Linked DNA regions of Mus musculus: region 2 is linked to region 1. The links are chromatin loops, found by intact Hi-C in ENCODE. Cell type or tissue: heart. All regions are shown on one strand.

The links. Hi-C counts contacts between places; a loop is a spot of excess contacts. Peaks named below come from ENCODE experiments on the same cell type or tissue, not always from the same donor. Only the 100,000 strongest peaks of a DNase experiment are listed, where the experiment ranks them.
Region 2: it touches region 1 in a loop (7-fold over the local background); 32 of 42 quality-filtered maps call a loop at or near these places.

Annotation. Positions count from the first base shown.
Region 1 is chr11:29,690,420-29,695,419 of GRCm38, forward strand. Rtn4 (reticulon 4) reads left to right here and starts at 2,479. Exons shown (of 9, transcript NM_194054.3): 1 at 2,479-3,274. The coding sequence starts at 2,770. In heart, CTCF peaks have their summits at 2,263 (motif pointing left), 3,330 and 3,868; DNase peaks (open chromatin) are centred at 1,812, 2,402, 3,392 and 3,842; H3K4me3 peaks cover 3,408 bases; H3K27ac peaks cover 2,246 bases.
Region 2 is chr11:29,546,888-29,551,887 of GRCm38, forward strand. Rps27a (ribosomal protein S27A) reads right to left here and starts at 1,153. Exons shown (of 6, transcript NM_024277.2): 1 at 954-1,153; 2 at 794-858; 3 at 319-373. The coding sequence starts at 841. Clhc1 (clathrin heavy chain linker domain containing 1) reads left to right here and starts at 1,063. Exons shown (of 12, transcript NM_028504.1): 1 at 1,063-1,253. In heart, CTCF peaks have their summits at 938 and 2,815; DNase peaks (open chromatin) are centred at 984 and 1,324; H3K4me3 peaks cover 2,425 bases; H3K27ac peaks cover 2,256 bases.

The sequences.
Region 1 (5,000 bases):
CTTGAAAAAAGACAAGTCCTTTTCAGTAGGTGAAAGAGCTATGGCAGAAAGCTCTTGAAACAGGTTTTATGTTGGAACCCATCTTTCATATTCCAATATATATGCATATATATATATATCCATCTCTGGCCCTTTAACTTTTTCAAAGGGCATACATGATAGAAGGCAAATGTAGCCTGTTCCACATATGAGTTTAGGTAGTGATTAAGTGTTTTGCAATAGTATTAATACCATAGCACTGGAACTGCCTATTCTTCTGAGTAGTGACCCTTCCTTTACCTGAAAATGTATAGACAAACTTTGCACCTGCTTTGTTTGGTGCTGGTATAGAGTACATACCTAATGCATTGTATAAACCAATAAAGCATAAAATGCAAACACAGAATGGATACTAGTTCAAGAAACTTTTGCTATGTAATGAATCACCTAAAAAGGCAGTGGTTTAAAACAACAGTGACACATTATTTTTCATGATTGTATATTGGCTCTAGGATGAAGTCGCATTTTTTGAGAGAATATCACTATGGCTGGGATAGTTAGGTGTCTCTTTCAATGTCTCTTTTCTTCCAGAATGAATAGGACCAGAATGTGTATGAATGCTATGCGGTGTATATGTGGGACACCACGCAGGTGCCTGGCTCCTGAGGAAGTCATAGAGGGCTTCATATTTGCTGGAACTGGAGTTATGGAGAGTTGGAAATCACCATGTAGGTCCTTAGACTCAAACTTGGGCTGTTTATTTACTGCAAGAGCAGTAAGTTCTCTTAACTAGCCATCTTTCTAGCCCCATTACATTTTAAAAGTTTTTTTTAAAAAAAGATGTGTGTGAGTGTGTATGCTGTGATTATGAGCTGCTTGGATGCTGGGAACAGAACTCAGGTCTTGTTAAAGCCATTTCTCCAGCAACCCTCACCAACATCCACCCCACCCAATTCTTTCTTAAAACTTAAACTAAATCTAGGGTGATATTACTTTGTTGGGACTACAAATTTGCTTAAAAACCAACAAAATCCATGGCAATCAAATATCTTAGTTATTAGAACATGCATTTAAAAGTTTCTACAAGCTGCTTCAAAAAGAATACAAGTGAACTTGATAATATAGTGTACTCATCCCACTATATCCAAAATACTATCAATGCCAACATAAAACCAATGTGAAACAGAAATTATAACATTTCTTATAAATTCTGGGAATGTAGTGTGTATTTTATTCACAGAACACACTTCATTTCAGTGCTCAGGAGCTAAAAGCAGCCAGTTGCTTCAGTACTAGACAGTGCACATGTAGACTGAACAATTGGAATGCAGGCAATCCTCTCTCCAGAGTAGGCATGCAGCCAGTATTTTTGAAAAGTGTATAAGAAAGATAAAGGGACTCTGCAAACCTTGAAGCAAAGTTTTCTATGTTCTACCGTTTTCTTTCTTTCTTTCTTTCTTTCTTTCTTTCTTTCTTTCTTTCTTTCTTTCTTTCTTTTGATTTTTTGAAACAGGGTTTCTCTGTGTAGCTTTGGCTGTCCTAGAATTCACTTTGTAGACCAGGCTGGTCTCGAACTCAGAAATCCACCTGCCTCTGCATCCCAAGTGCTGGGATTAAAGGCATGTGCCACCACACCTGGCTACCGTTTTCTTTAAAGTGTAGCTTTGGGGGGGTGGGGGTGGGGGGGACCGCACATCAGGAGACATGCCATTCCAGCATATCAAACCAGTGAGTGTAGGGCTTCCCGACTCCTAGGAAGCCTGAATCATCCGGGATGTTGACTCATCAGCCTGAGGTGAGTGAAAAATAGTGAACCAATTTTGCCTTCCAAGGCATCTATTTCAACGTTCCTTCCCCCTTCTCCCTTTCTGGTGACTCATTCTCCGTGCACTTTTAGAGTCCAGCAGAATGCAAGGCCGAAAGCATTCTAAACAGTGAGCCCAGAGCTCCGGGTAATCTAGCACAGCTGTTTTGCCTACCTCATTCCAGGCCTGCAGTCTAGAAAGGGAGGGAACTTGAAAGTGTCAAATAAATGTTTTGTTTTTCTTTCTCCTTTTGAGGTGGTGGTAGTTATGCGTTGGGACCATGTCTGAAAATAAGTCTTTTATCTAAAAAAATCCGTAAGACCTAATTCAGTCTTGTTAGTACCTTTCTCCACTTTTTTTTTTTTTTTTCCCTTTTCGGGGAGGAAACTTTCCACTCCTAGGTCCCCAGGATAACGCCCTTCCACAGGCTTCTTGGAAAACTCTCCAAATCCTGGGACCGCAGCCCGCCCCCTTTTGGTAGACTAAAATCCCGCTGTAGGCAAGGCCAAGTCCCCGCCCCATTCCCCAACTACACTAGGTGGGGGTGGATCCCAGCTCCAAACCCCGCCCTCCGAACGCCACCAAGGAAGTATGGCAGGCTCCGCCTGCACCCTATTTCTATTGGACAACCCCGTGATCCATCTTCTCTATCCCGCAGCCTATTGGCTCTCTGTCCCCCGCGCCAGCCAGCCCTCCCCTGCCGGGAAGGTGAGTCACGCCAAACTGGGCGGAGAGTCTGCCCTCCTCTCTCAGTTGCTCATCTGGGCGGCGGCGGCTGCTGCAACTGAGGACAGGGCGGGTGGCGCATCTCGAGCGCGGAGGCAGGAGGAGAAGTCTTATTGTTCCTGGAGCTGTCGCCTTTGCGGGTTCCTCGGCTTGGTTCGGCCAGCCCGGCCTCTGCCAGTCCTGCCCAACCCCCACAACCGCCCGCGGCTCTGAGGAGAAGTGGCCCGCGGCGGCAGTAGCTGCAGCATCATCGCCGACCATGGAAGACATAGACCAGTCGTCGCTGGTCTCCTCGTCCGCGGATAGCCCGCCCCGGCCCCCGCCCGCTTTCAAGTACCAGTTCGTGACGGAGCCCGAGGACGAGGAGGACGAGGAAGACGAGGAGGAGGAGGAGGACGACGAGGACCTGGAGGAATTGGAGGTGCTGGAGAGGAAGCCCGCAGCCGGGCTGTCCGCGGCTCCGGTGCCCCCCGCCGCCGCACCGCTGCTGGACTTCAGCAGCGACTCGGTGCCCCCCGCGCCCCGCGGGCCGCTGCCGGCCGCGCCCCCCACCGCCCCTGAGAGGCAGCCGTCCTGGGAACGCAGCCCCGCGGCGTCCGCGCCATCCCTGCCGCCCGCTGCCGCAGTCCTGCCCTCCAAGCTCCCGGAGGACGACGAGCCTCCAGCGCGGCCTCCGGCGCCAGCCGGCGCGAGCCCCCTAGCGGAGCCCGCCGCGCCCCCTTCCACGCCGGCCGCGCCCAAGCGCAGGGGCTCGGGCTCAGTGGGTGAGTGCTGCTGCGCGTTACGCCCCTCCCTCTTTTGTGTCTTGGCCCGGGGGAGGAGGGGACGGGCAGGGCTGCTCGGGACCCTAGGGCTTTGTCTACGAGTGGCAGGGTGATGGCGCCCCCGCTGGCGGGAGGCGGGCAGAAGGGTGGGGCGGCCTCGGAAGCCTGGGTGCCTTCATTGTTTGTCGGGGTTTCGGGGAGCACGTGCACCGCTGCCAAGTCGCTGGTTCCCATTCCAGCACGAAGTTCTCGCCTATCAGCAGCTAGGAGTGTGTTGAAGAACTAGGATGGTGGATTCCTTGGGCTGGGCTGGGCTGGGCTGGGCTGGGCTGGGCTGGGCTGGGCTTGGAGGTGGGAATGGGAAGGCTGTGGTGCCCTAATCCCTTTATTTAAAGGATGGGCGTTTGTCGACCACTCTACAGTTTTTTTATTTTTTAGGGCCTGCCTTCCTTCCTGCCGGGCGTCGGGGGATCCCCTTGCACTAATCCCCTGTTTCTTTCTCCCTTTATTGGTGGGGAACTGGCCGAGCTGCTAACGTCTATACAGTAACCCAACTGCGGTGAAGGGGGAGCGAGCGCCTCCAGTGGCGTGGTTCCAGGAGAAAAGGGAAGGAGAGACTTTTGGTGAAGTTCTGCCACCGCCCAGTTCATTTGTGTTTAATGTGGTGATTCCTACACCAGCCTGAGAAACGAGATCTGGGCATTTTGTTCCGATGGGGCATAGTTATCCAGGGCCTCAGTTGTGCTGTAAAAGAAATTGCCAAATTTAATGGCATCTCTTAGCCTTTAAATGCATCGAGATTGACTTGTAGAGAAAAGGCAAAATGGTTGACCTTAAAAAGGGGCAAACCTGTGGATTCCTGGTCAGGAATTAGTTGAACTTGTGGTAGATTTATCCTGAGACATAATGAAATGTTTTAGGGCAAATGTTCCTATATTAGTTAGAAGTTTTTATAAGTATATGATTTACATTGACAAAATGCATTGAATATTGTTTTATTGCCCTTTTTATTTTGGAAAGGGAAAAAAATCAAATTTTGTAAAGAACGAGAATGCATCTTAAGTAGTTTATTACTTTGGGACAAAGTGTCTTGCTAGCAAAAAGCCTTTTTTTTCTTTTTGTAAAGTAAGGTAAAAAATTAAATGGTATAACTGCCTGCTGGGAAATTTTCACAACATTCCAGATCTAGGAGGTTTTATTTTTTTAGAGAAATAATATCACCCCAGAGCTTGCAGTATCTTTTTTATTACAATTAACTCTCTTATAATGGGGATAATGAATCAATAGAAGTGATCCTGGGTAACAATTCATTATGGGCACACCAAAGGCACTATTCAAAAACAACTCCTACAGTAAAGAATTTAGATGAAGACTGCCTTGTCTTTTCATTTTTATTTTCCTTTCCTTTTTTTTGAGGGAAACTAAAGTAGAAAAAAATAAAGTATTAAAATTTTAAACTGGAAACAATGATTGGCCAAACTATACTTTTCATTTTTTCTACTTTCATAGAAACAAGATAAATAGTTTTGTCCTTTGAATATGGAGGGGACTCAGGCAGCATCAGCATTTTCTTGAAATACTGACAAATTTTAGAAGATTTAGAAATACTAACAAAGTTTAGAAGACAAAAGAGGAATGTTGTCTACCCAGGAATTTTGTACTCATTGTGTTTTTTGGAAGCTTTATTCCCTTTATTGAACACAACAACAGTGAGTTGTGGTTGTTG
Region 2 (5,000 bases), 140 kb before region 1:
TTTTTCCAAGAGTAAAAGCCCTGGAACTTTCTCTGTAACCAGGCTGCCTCTACCTCCTTAGTGTTGAGATTAAAGTGTGGACTGGGCCATTGCCCAGCCTGAGCATTTTATCGTCTTTGTGACTCAGTAAACAGTTCTAGATTAACTTTTAAAAGATTTGTCCTGCAGAGTTTCCAGTTAATCAGATAGCCTGACACTAATGTCAGGAATATTTTACTTTCAAAAGCATCTAAATTTATTAATCTGTTTTCTACCTTAAGAACAAACGTGTCTAGGTCACACAAGCCAGTCATTTTTCTAGTGACAAACTTTACTTGCCTTCCTTATCCTGGATCTTGGCCTTTACATTTTCTATAGTGTCCGAGGGTTCAACCTGCCAAGTTTTGATATATGTAGTTAATATACGGTTACATAGTAAGTCATTAACTGCTAGCTTTATACAAAACGAGCAAGGAGGAGGTGAGCTAAAGGTAATCAATTAAGATGACACCGCGTGCAAACTACCCAGAGTGCTACAATCCAAATTAGTCCCCATACCAGGGCGAGCGACGGCGGGGGAAGCACAGGAACGCGTCTGCCCGGAGAAAAGCGTCTCCCATCACCTACCCTACATTTCGCCACTCGGGATAAAGCAGGCTAAACCGTACCACACCGAAAACCAAACGTTGTTTTTGCTAAGCACCATAATCTCAGCTCAAAGCCAAGTTTCACAACTCAAAACTCAGAAACCCGCCCTCAAACACTAAGGGCCTCAGTCAGGCCTTGGCTTCCTCAACGGCAAGGTGGCCCGTACCTCGAGCGTGATGGTTTTCCCCGTAAGGGTCTTCACAAAGATCTGCATCGTGGCGGCGGCTCCACCTGCATTCGAAAAGAGACGGATTAGATCCGACGACACCCGTGAGAGCGACGCGTAGCGCCACTAGCCAGAGCGCGGCCACAGAGCATACACTCACCCACGATGGCGGATCGGAAAGGAAGATCCGAGCGTGGCCGACGGGGTCTCCTGGCCGAAGGACCCGCCCCTTAGGCGGCCACACACGTGCCTGCGCGCTGCAGCGGAATCGCGGCTGTCTAACGCAGTGCCAGATTTGCTCGTTCGCTCGGTTTCTTTACGCTCTTTTCTCGGTTTACCTCAGAATGGCCTCGAAATGATGTGCTCAACTAAAAAAAATGCCTCAAAAGGCTTTCTTATACAGCCGATGCGATTAAGAGAGGCTTTCCTTTAAAGGGGGCTTGTGAAACATAAGAGAGAGGTAAAACAAGTCTATCTGGGAATTGTAGTTTTACACTGCTTTCTTCTTGTTAGAACTACTTGTCCCAGGATGCATTTCCACACTTCCCGGATACCTGATTACACTGTCTAAGCTGTGGAGTGAGGGTTAGGAGAGAGTCAGGTGAGGACTCAGGGGATGAGGCACTATGATTTGCGCGTGGGTGGGGACTCTCTGGAAATGCCCCGGAGGGAAGGCTTAAGGGCTAGAAAGGCATTTGGGGGCTGAAGGTGTCTGTCACACCGTAGTGAGCTAGCCACATCTAAGGTATAGTCGAAGTCTTTCTAAGTGCAGGTTTCTGCCCCTCCCGGTAGTCCCTTCCGCTACCCTTCATCCGATCGGAAGAAGCTTTTGAGCGTCACGCGCCTCCCTAGTATGAAACGGTTAAATGTATTGGAATTTTCATCTTTTCACGTTTTAAAAAACATACGATAAGAAAATCTGCAGAATGTTTAGTTTTCGACTATAAGTTTAAATGTGGAGCGTGTCCATCCTGGAGAAAATAGGAGCATGTGCCCTCGGGGAAACTTGAAGCTGTTAAAAGCTGGTGCCTTCTCTCAGTCCCTTCTCCACCTCACAAACCCAGTGCCCTTTCTAATGCACCCTCTCAATGTCTTTTCACCCTATCCGTAAGCGTAGGCGTGCTCCGTTTTCTTACAACGAGGATCCGTAACTCCCTAATAATCTCTGTTTGCTCTTTCCTCATTTTAATATACTAGCTCTGCTGCCTCCAAATTACACATTTTGAAAAGTAAAAATGTAGGGCTAGGAGATGACACAGTAGCTAATATTCGATATGCAGAACCCTGGGTTGGAACTCAAGCACCCACTTTTTAAAAAGGTTGGTGTGCTTGGTGGAGTCTGTGACATGGTAGGCCAGCAGAGACAGGAGACTCCCTGGACCTCATTGGCCAGCAGGTTCAATGAGAGATGGGGGCCGACGACCCTACACCCACACATGACATACATATTTCTTAAAATAAGATGGGGCTTCCAGATGGCTCCATCAGTAAAGAAAATTTACATCTGCTCTAGATCTGATCAACCTTGAGATTCAATTGGTGGAGAAAACCAACTCTAGCAAGTTGCCCTCAGACTTTCACAGCGCTCCCTACCCCCGAACTAACGAAGTGCAATAAAAATTTAAAAATAAAAGGTAGACTGATTAAGAAGACCCACACACACACTCAATATAACGTGATCCTCCTGTCTCCACACATGTACCCACACGAATGTGAACATAAACAGAAAAGCAAAAAGTGATGGTGTTATTCCACATCATTCAAATATTTTACTTTGGGGTTAAAGGTTATCTGAGCATGTGTGAGGCCCTAGAATTGATATCCAACACTACAGAGAATAAAATGTGTTGCTTCAAGTAGGAACAAGGGCATAACATAAAAAGATAGCTTTGTCAGAATAAAAGCCCCTAAAAGGATATTAATAGGACACCAAAGGAGGAACTTGGGTTTCTGCCACTACTACTCCGATGTGTGCCCCAGTGACTGTGCCCTTCCCCTGTCTTTGACTATTTGCAATTACATCATCTGTGTCTTACCAAATTTTAAGCTCCAAGGAGCCAGGACCTTATTTTACTTATTGCTGAATCTCTAGCAGTAAAATATTAAATAGACATCCAATAGTGATTGAACTAATGAGTAAAACAAATTGATTTTATATTTGAGAACACTTTAGGGCAGTGATATGGCTCCAAGAGCTAATGCACTTGCTGCCAAGACTGCTGATCCAGTTGCTGGAACCTCCATGGAGGAGGAAGAGGAACGGGCTTCCATAAATTGTCCTCTGACCTCTATGTGTGTACCGTGACAAGCATGTGCCCACACACAGACACTAAGTGATTGTTTTTGTAAAATTGGCACTTTAAGCATACATTGCTTATGGCTTTGCTCAGACTACTTTATGTCCTCTTGTAAATTATGTCCTCTTGACTTTTTGTTATCCAACTCATCAAAATTATTGTGGTGTCTCCCTTATTTTTTTTTTATTTTTAGTTTATTTATTTATTTGAGACAGGACCGTACTATGTAGTCTTGGCTAGCCAGGATCTCACTATGTAGACCAACTTGGCCTTGAACCCACAGACGATCAGCTGTTTCCCTCTCAAGTGATGGGATTAAAGACATGCACCACTATGGAGACTGGTGTCCTGATTCATGTCTGTGGTATTTGAAGCTCAATACATTAGTTTAGATAACTGGTTATATAGCTATATTGCCAATATATCATAAAGTTAACTGAAACACTTATTCAACACATCATTATTTATAGTAGTAAAAGTTCAATAACTAATTGGGATGATTAAATAATTAATGGAATCTCATGCCATGAAAAACTATGCAATACTATCATTAGAGCTCTTTAGAATAAATAAATAAACATTGTTTTTTGACACAGAATCTAACTGTGTAGCCCTAGCTGGTCTGGATTTTACTATGTAGACCAAATTGGCCTTGAACTCATAAAGATCCAACTGTTTCTGCCTCCCAAGTGCTAAGATTAAAGATGTGTCCCAAAAAAAATTTAAAAAAAAGGTGTGTCCCACCACAGCAGTAGCTTAAAATTTTTCTTTTTTGATAGCTTCATATATTTAGTGAGTTTTAGTCTTTTTCACTATCACCCTGTCTCATCCTAACTCCTCCTACTGAAACCCTTCTTCCCAACAAGGCCCTTTCTGCCTGTGTATGTGTGTGTGTGAGTGTGTATGTCTCTGTGTGTGTGCATGGGCTTTGCCTGTGCTTATGTCTGGTGTATCACTTGCATGCCTGGTGCCAGTGGAAGCCAGAAGAAACCATCAGTTTGCTGGAACTGAAGTTACAGATGGTTGTAAGTCACTATGTAGGTGCTGGAATCAAATCCAGATTCAATAAAAAATTAACCAGTGCTTTTAACTGGGACCATCTCTCCAGCCCTAGAAGTCAAGTTTTGTTGTTATTGGAATTGATCTGTTTATTTAAGCATGTGGTGTGTTTTTGTCATATGGGAAGTGAAGGCAGGAAGGTGAGTTATTCAAGGTCATTCTCAGCTACTTAGGAAGTTAGGGTTGCCACAAAGCCTGTCTTTAAACAACAATTTAAAACAATTCAAAACTCAACTAACTATGGTCATTGTTTGATAGATCAATGTCACAGGCACTGAGGTAGAGAAGTATTTGACCTTGTTTGTATCAGCAAGAAGCATACACAGTCATTCCTCACATGAAAAAAGAAACCTTTTGGGAGAGCAAAGTCTCAGCTACTTTCCATTTCACACACCTTAAAATAATTAAAATGTGATATAAAATTTTAAACAGAGGGCTGGAGTATTTCTCAGTGGTACATAGCTTACTTACCATGTTCTAGAGACTGATTTTATCCCCAGTGTTCTGAAATACATGGTGGGTTTGTTTTTAAGTGTTGAATTGAAACCTAAGAAGCTATCATTTAAGTGATACACATGAGAGGAGTCAGCTTGGTTTCCAAAGGAAAGGGGGTTTTCTATGCTTGATCAGCATTCTGGCAGGGTTTCTTGTGTGGAGGTCAGAGGACAGCTTTGTGGAGTTCGGTTTTTCTTTTCCCACCTTTGTTTTGGTCTCTAACTCAGGTCTTCAGGCTTTTGCCCGCAAGTACATTATCTGTTGTGCCCTAAAGGAGGAGTTCTTTGGTTTTTTGTTTTGTTTGTTTGTTTGTTTGTTTGGTTTGGTTTGTTTTTCAAGATGGGGGTTTTTCTGGC